Linked DNA regions of Homo sapiens: region 2 is linked to region 1. The links are chromatin loops, found by intact Hi-C in ENCODE. Cell type or tissue: lower leg skin. All regions are shown on one strand. Links, peaks and the distances in the headings refer to the core of each region. The heading gives the core; the rest is flanking DNA.

What was found. Peaks named below come from ENCODE experiments on the same cell type or tissue, not always from the same donor. Only the 100,000 strongest peaks of a DNase experiment are listed, where the experiment ranks them.
Region 2: it touches region 1 in a loop (5-fold over the local background); 31 of 110 quality-filtered maps call a loop at or near these places.

What each region holds. Positions count from the first base shown.
Region 1 is chr11:130,922,279-130,925,204 of GRCh38, reverse strand. No RefSeq gene overlaps it. Among named protein-coding and RNA genes, the nearest start is that of SNX19, 7.3 kb to the right of the region's middle. In lower leg skin, for the core only: no CTCF peak of the experiment used is centred there; a DNase peak (open chromatin) is centred at 1,727.
Region 2 is chr11:130,980,987-130,983,912 of GRCh38, reverse strand. No RefSeq gene overlaps it. Among named protein-coding and RNA genes, the nearest start is that of SNX19, 66 kb to the right of the region's middle. In lower leg skin, for the core only: no CTCF peak of the experiment used is centred there; no DNase peak of the experiment used is centred there.

The sequences.
Region 1 (2,926 bases), core at 171-2,670:
AATGTGTGCTTATTTCATGGTCTTACCATGAGAATATTTTCTTCCAGAATGGATTTCTTTTGTGTCTTCCAGAAGCTTGGAAATGCCACTGACCTGGAACTTCTTCAAACCTCTTCAAGGATTGTGGCTCCAAGTGGAGTCAGGGGCTCAGTTTCACCTCCTCCTGCTGGAACAAGGCTCAGAACCTGAATTACAGATCTGATAAGGACGTCTGTCCCTGGGGCCACCCTGCTCCTTTCATCTGCTCTCCACTGACAGTTCTATCCTCATCTCAGAGTTGTTTTCTGTTTCGTTTTGCTCTTATTTAATAGTTTTGTTTTTAGAGTGGGATGGGATAGTGTACCTTGGACTTCTCACCTATTTTGTGTCCTCATTTGAGCCCATTAACTCATCAATAACTGTTTCCTATTCAGTGTCTGGTTGTTCTGCAGAGGGAAGGGCTATTCGAGCATTTAGTATTGTATGCAGCCAGATGAGGAAGTTAAGCCTGGATCTCCTTAACTTGTAGTTCAGTGCTGTTTCCACTTTTGAATGAAATGAAAAAAAATATTGGGAACTATCAAGATTATTATCTTCCTTTTTAGTATCCTCATAATCAAAATATGACCATTCACATAACCCACAGATAGAAAAGAGGTAGTATGAACTGAACCCTGTCCCTTCAAAACTCATATGTTGAAGCCATAGCCCTCAGTATACCTCAGAATGTGGCTCTATTTGGAGATAGGCATGTAAAGAGGTAATTAGGATTAAATAAGGTCTTATGGGTGAGCCCTAATCGAATATGACTGTATCCCTATAAGAAGAGGAAGAGTCACCAGGGATGCGTGTGCACAGAGGGAAGACGCTGAAGAGGTGGCCTTCTGCTAGGCAAGAAGGGAGGCCTCAGGAGAAACCAAATCTGCCAACACCTTGATCTTAGACTTCCAGCCTCCAGAACTGTGAGAAATAAATTTCTGTTGTTTAAACCACCCAGCATGTAGTAGTTTGTTCTGAGCCGTAGCAAACAAGTATGGGAGCTTACTCAGTATTTCTCATGTCTCCCTTATTCCTAGTACGACCTGTTACTCTTGTCTTTTTTTTTTAACCTTTTTTTATTATTTATTTATTTATTTATTTATGTTTGAGACGGACTCTCACTCTGTCGCTATGCTGGAGTGCAGTGGCACGATCTCAGCTCACTGCAACTTCTGCCTCCCAGGTTCAAGCAATTCTCCTGCCTCAGCTTCCCGAGTAGCTGGGACTACAGGCGCGCCACCACACCCAGCTAATTTTTGTATTTTTAGTAGAGACGGGGTTTCACCATGTTGGCCAGGATGGTCTCGATCTCTTGACTTGGTGATCCACCCGCCTCGGCCTCCCAAAGTGCTGGGATTACAGGCGTGAGCCACCGCGCCGGGCCTGTTACTCTTGTCTTTATGGGAAATTCAACCCACCCTTTAAGGCCAGCTCAAAAGTCATCTCTTCTGTGCAACTGTTCCTAATTTTCTGCCTTCCCATATTTTGACATATTTTGATTATAGCACTTTTTACATTGTGTCAATATCCATCTCTTGCATTAGACTGTGAATTCTTTAAGAAGATAAACTATATAAAGACCATGTTTGAATTCCCAATATCTGGCTTAATCCTCGTGGGGTGAATGGATAGACATGGGACTGACAAATGAATAAGTAAGATGCAGTTTCTCCTTAAGATGCCATACTTTCTGCTGCCCTCTGGTGGCTATTTTGCTCCATCACCGCGCCTAAGGCAGGATGTGGAGATGCTCCTGCCAATATCCTAGTTCTTCATGGATGCTTTTAGATGATTCTTTCCCAAATTACACACAATTTCCTTCTTTTCTTTTGGTATCACCATACTTTCTTTACTCCTTGTATTACTCTGTTCTCATATTGCTATAAAGAACTACCTTAGACTGGGTAATTTAAGAAGAAAAGAGATTTAATTGACTCACAGTTCGGCATGGCTGGGGAGGCCTCAGGGAACTTAAAATCATGGCAGAAGGCAAAGGGGAAGGAAGCATATCTTCATAAGACAGCAGGAGAGAGAGAGTAAAGGGGGAGGCACTACACACTTTTAAACAACCAGATCCCACGAGAACTCTATCACGAAACAGCGCTAGGGTGACGGTGCTAACTCATTAGAAACCACCCCCATGATCCAATCACCTCCCACCAGGCCCCACCTCCAAAACTCAGGATCACAGTGCTACATGAGATTTGGGTGGGGACACAGAGCCAAACCATATCACTCCTCGTATTACATCACCTTCCAACTTCCTGGTCATTCTTCTCACTTACTGAGAACATTTGTACCAAGATCCTAGTCCTCTCTACCCTAACATTAGTGACTTCCTTGACCATGTAGATCATCCTTCTCCAAAACATAGACTCAAAATGTCTCCTTCAACCCTAGCCCTAGGTTATCCAGACCCTATTTCAGAAACTCATCTGGCCACACCCAGACTTTATTACCACAAAAACATTTTCATCTTTAGGCATGTAGCCTCTGTAGTAGGTCACATAATGCCCCCTTCCACCAAAATATGTTCACATCTGGACCCCCAGAACCTGTGGGTATGTTGTTTTACTTGGTAAAAGAAACAAAAGATAAGACTAAGTTAAGGGTCTTGAGATGGGAAGTTTCTCCTAGATAACTGCGGAGGCTCAAAGTAATCACAGGGCCATTTTAAGAAGAAGGCAGACCATCCTGGCCAACATGGTGAAACCCCATCTCTACTAAAAATGCAAAAATTAGCTGGGTGTGGTGGCACACGCCTGTAATCCCAGCTACTTGGGAGGCTGAGGCAGGAGAATCACTTGAACCCAGGAGGTGGAGGTTGCAGTGAGCCGAGATCGCCCCACTGCACTCCAGCCTGGTGACAGAGAGAGACTCCATCAAAAAAAAAAAAAAAAGGCAGGAG
Region 2 (2,926 bases), core at 256-2,755, 59 kb before region 1:
TTCCTGATAACTGATAAGCATTCCATCTATTTTGGCTATTAGGATCTTTGATGATCCTATGAATGCTATCTCTTTCTCTGTTGTATTCTCTAGTTGGTTATTACCATTGATGTCTGTAAGTTGATCTTATAACTTCTAAATTTTTGTTGATTCTCTTTGGCATTCTTCATGCCTAATCATATCATCCACAAATGATGATAGCTTTTTCTTCTTTTCTTCCAACATTCATACTCATTTTTCTTTTACCTGTTTTATTGTGCTGAATAAGACCCCTAGAACTATGTGGAACCTAGGGGTGTTCTGTCACTTGTTAACATAGGTAGAACTAGTGGTAACTAAATTTGCTGATTTCTTTCTCTTCAGATTTGTTAGTAACCAGTTTGTGCATTTTGAAGTTATAAGTTATATTGTTATGTGCATAGATGTTCATAGTCACTATCTTCTTGTCTCTGTCCCTTGTGTTTGGTGGGAAATTTTTTACTAGAGTATATTTTCTCACATATTACAATTGCTAGCCTTGTTTCCATTTGGTATATTTTCACATTTATATTATTTTTATCCCTGTACATCTGACTATTTTAAACTATTTGTTTGAATTATATTTTATAAAGAAAACAACATATTGCCAAATATTATTTTGTTATACAGTAGTCTAAGAATCTATGATTTTTATTGTAACCCTTTACTTTTATTGTAAATACTATGATATTAGAACTTATTTCTGCCATCTTATTTCACATTTTCTATTTGTCATACTAACTTTTTTTTCTCTTTTCTACTTTTCTGTCTTCCACCAGATAAATTTCCTTCTACTGGTTAAAGTTATACACTTAGTATTTTTTCTTTTGATGATTTCTTCTGTTATCAAGGCCTGTATTTGTATTTACTTTTCTTAAAAACTTGTGAAGTGCATCAACAAGAATTTTAAAGTGCATCAACATATCTTCTCTTCAAAAAATGAGAAAGGTAATTTCCAACATACACTCACTTCCCGTTTGTCTCTCTCCAGTGTCCCCTTCCTGTTCCCAGTTCAGTCCATCATCTCCATGGGTGCCATTAACTATTCAAGATCTGGATTTGTGTATGGATCATCCTTTCTTATTTTTTTGCATGTCATGTATTATCATTTTTTGTTGACAAACAGATATTTTAAATAACATAATGTGGAAGTACAGAAATAAGATTCTTTTCTGCTCATGATTTGTTATTTATGCTTGTTGTAGTTGTTTTTGTTTAGGGTTTTCATTTTTTTAACTGATTCTTTAAAGTCTGTATCTGTTGTGCATGGCCACTGCAGTCTATGCTTGGTTAGCTTAGTGGTAAGCTAATGATTGAACAGAGATTTCCTTAAATGCCTGGAACCAATAAATTTTCCAGTCTTTGCCAAGACTGGTATAGGCCCTAAAATTAAGGTCCAACATTATATGTGCCTTGACACCTGGGGAGAAATGGGAGTACCTCAAATAGCCTAACTTCAAGTTCTCCTCCCTATTATGCTCCTATAAATAAGTCCCCTAGCCAAACAATCTTCCTCATTATGGGACCATGTACAGCACCTGTTTATCACTGAGTAGCTGGATTTGGATTCCTACCAGCCTACAGAATTATTCAAGAAACCAGTCATATTCTGAGGGTCACTATGCCCTCATTACTACAAAGCCTGCTTCCACAGTCCCTGCTTGTTCACTCTGATCCCAGTCGTAACCCTTGCAAAGCCCTGTGTGATATGTAATGTTCGCCTCTCTCAGGCTGTGAATAAATATGACTAATAAGCTACCACTAAGCTCATCTGTCCAGTGTCTGGTGCTGTGTGTTCTGCCAGTCACATGACTCTAAGGTCTGAATTCCTCCATCGCTAATGAAATGAAGATGAGGCAGTCAACACATTGATGTGCTCTATGTGCAAGTTGGGGCACACTTTCACACCCAGCCAGACAGCTTACAACTCTGCCTTAGCCTTCACTTCCTGCTTACTCAAAGGTTCAAGGTCAATCAAAGGTGAGAGCTAAGAGATTTCTCCAATCTTTCCTGAGTGTGCACACGGCTCTATGTATGATATATTTAAGATTACTTAAATATATGACAGGATTTCCAAGCTCATGGAATCTCATGCCTTAGCTTTTCCTATTTAGCTTTCTCATTAGTCTGTCATTTACCACAACTGCTATCACGCCTTCAGATAGCCATTATTTTAAGCTGTCTGACAAACACCCCTTTGGGAGAGGCTTTTAGCACTGGGAAAGTTCAAATGAGGTCAGATAAGGACAAGTCTTACAAGTAGCATCTTCCAAGGAACTACTGGACAGATCAGATAATGATTCTTCTTTGAGTATGAGTGTTTGAAAAAGCTCCAGCTCTATTCTGCTCCATCTGGTACTGAAAATAAAAGCTGTTATTTCTCAAGACTGCCTCTGAATGAGGGAGCTGGAGATAAGACTAGGGTAAGTTAGAATACTAGGGTAAGTTAGAAAGCTCACTGTTTTTACTGAGATTCAAAAAGTTGATTCTGATCATTTTTCCAGCTTTTTCATCACTTTTATGGAGAGATAAGCTTTTATTATTCCTTACTTCACCATTTTCACTGATATCATTCTGGCTTTTCTTAATAACTGCTTATTTCTGATTTATGTTTCTAATATCTTTCTTTATATCTTTGAAAACACTTCATATGCTTATTTTAAATTCTTGTTTGATCTACTTCATTAATTATTCCTCTGAAATAAGTATCATACTGTGCATCTTTCTTATTAATCCTTATGCAATTTATATATATAGAACAAGCATGTGAGTCCCTAGTCCCCAATATATGTTCATATTCCCTTGACAGTATTAGTATCCTTGGGTATTCAGAACAAGATACCAGACTTGAAGATGTAATCTGGAATGGGAATGAGTGAAGTCACCAGGGAGAGAGTGTGTAGAGTGA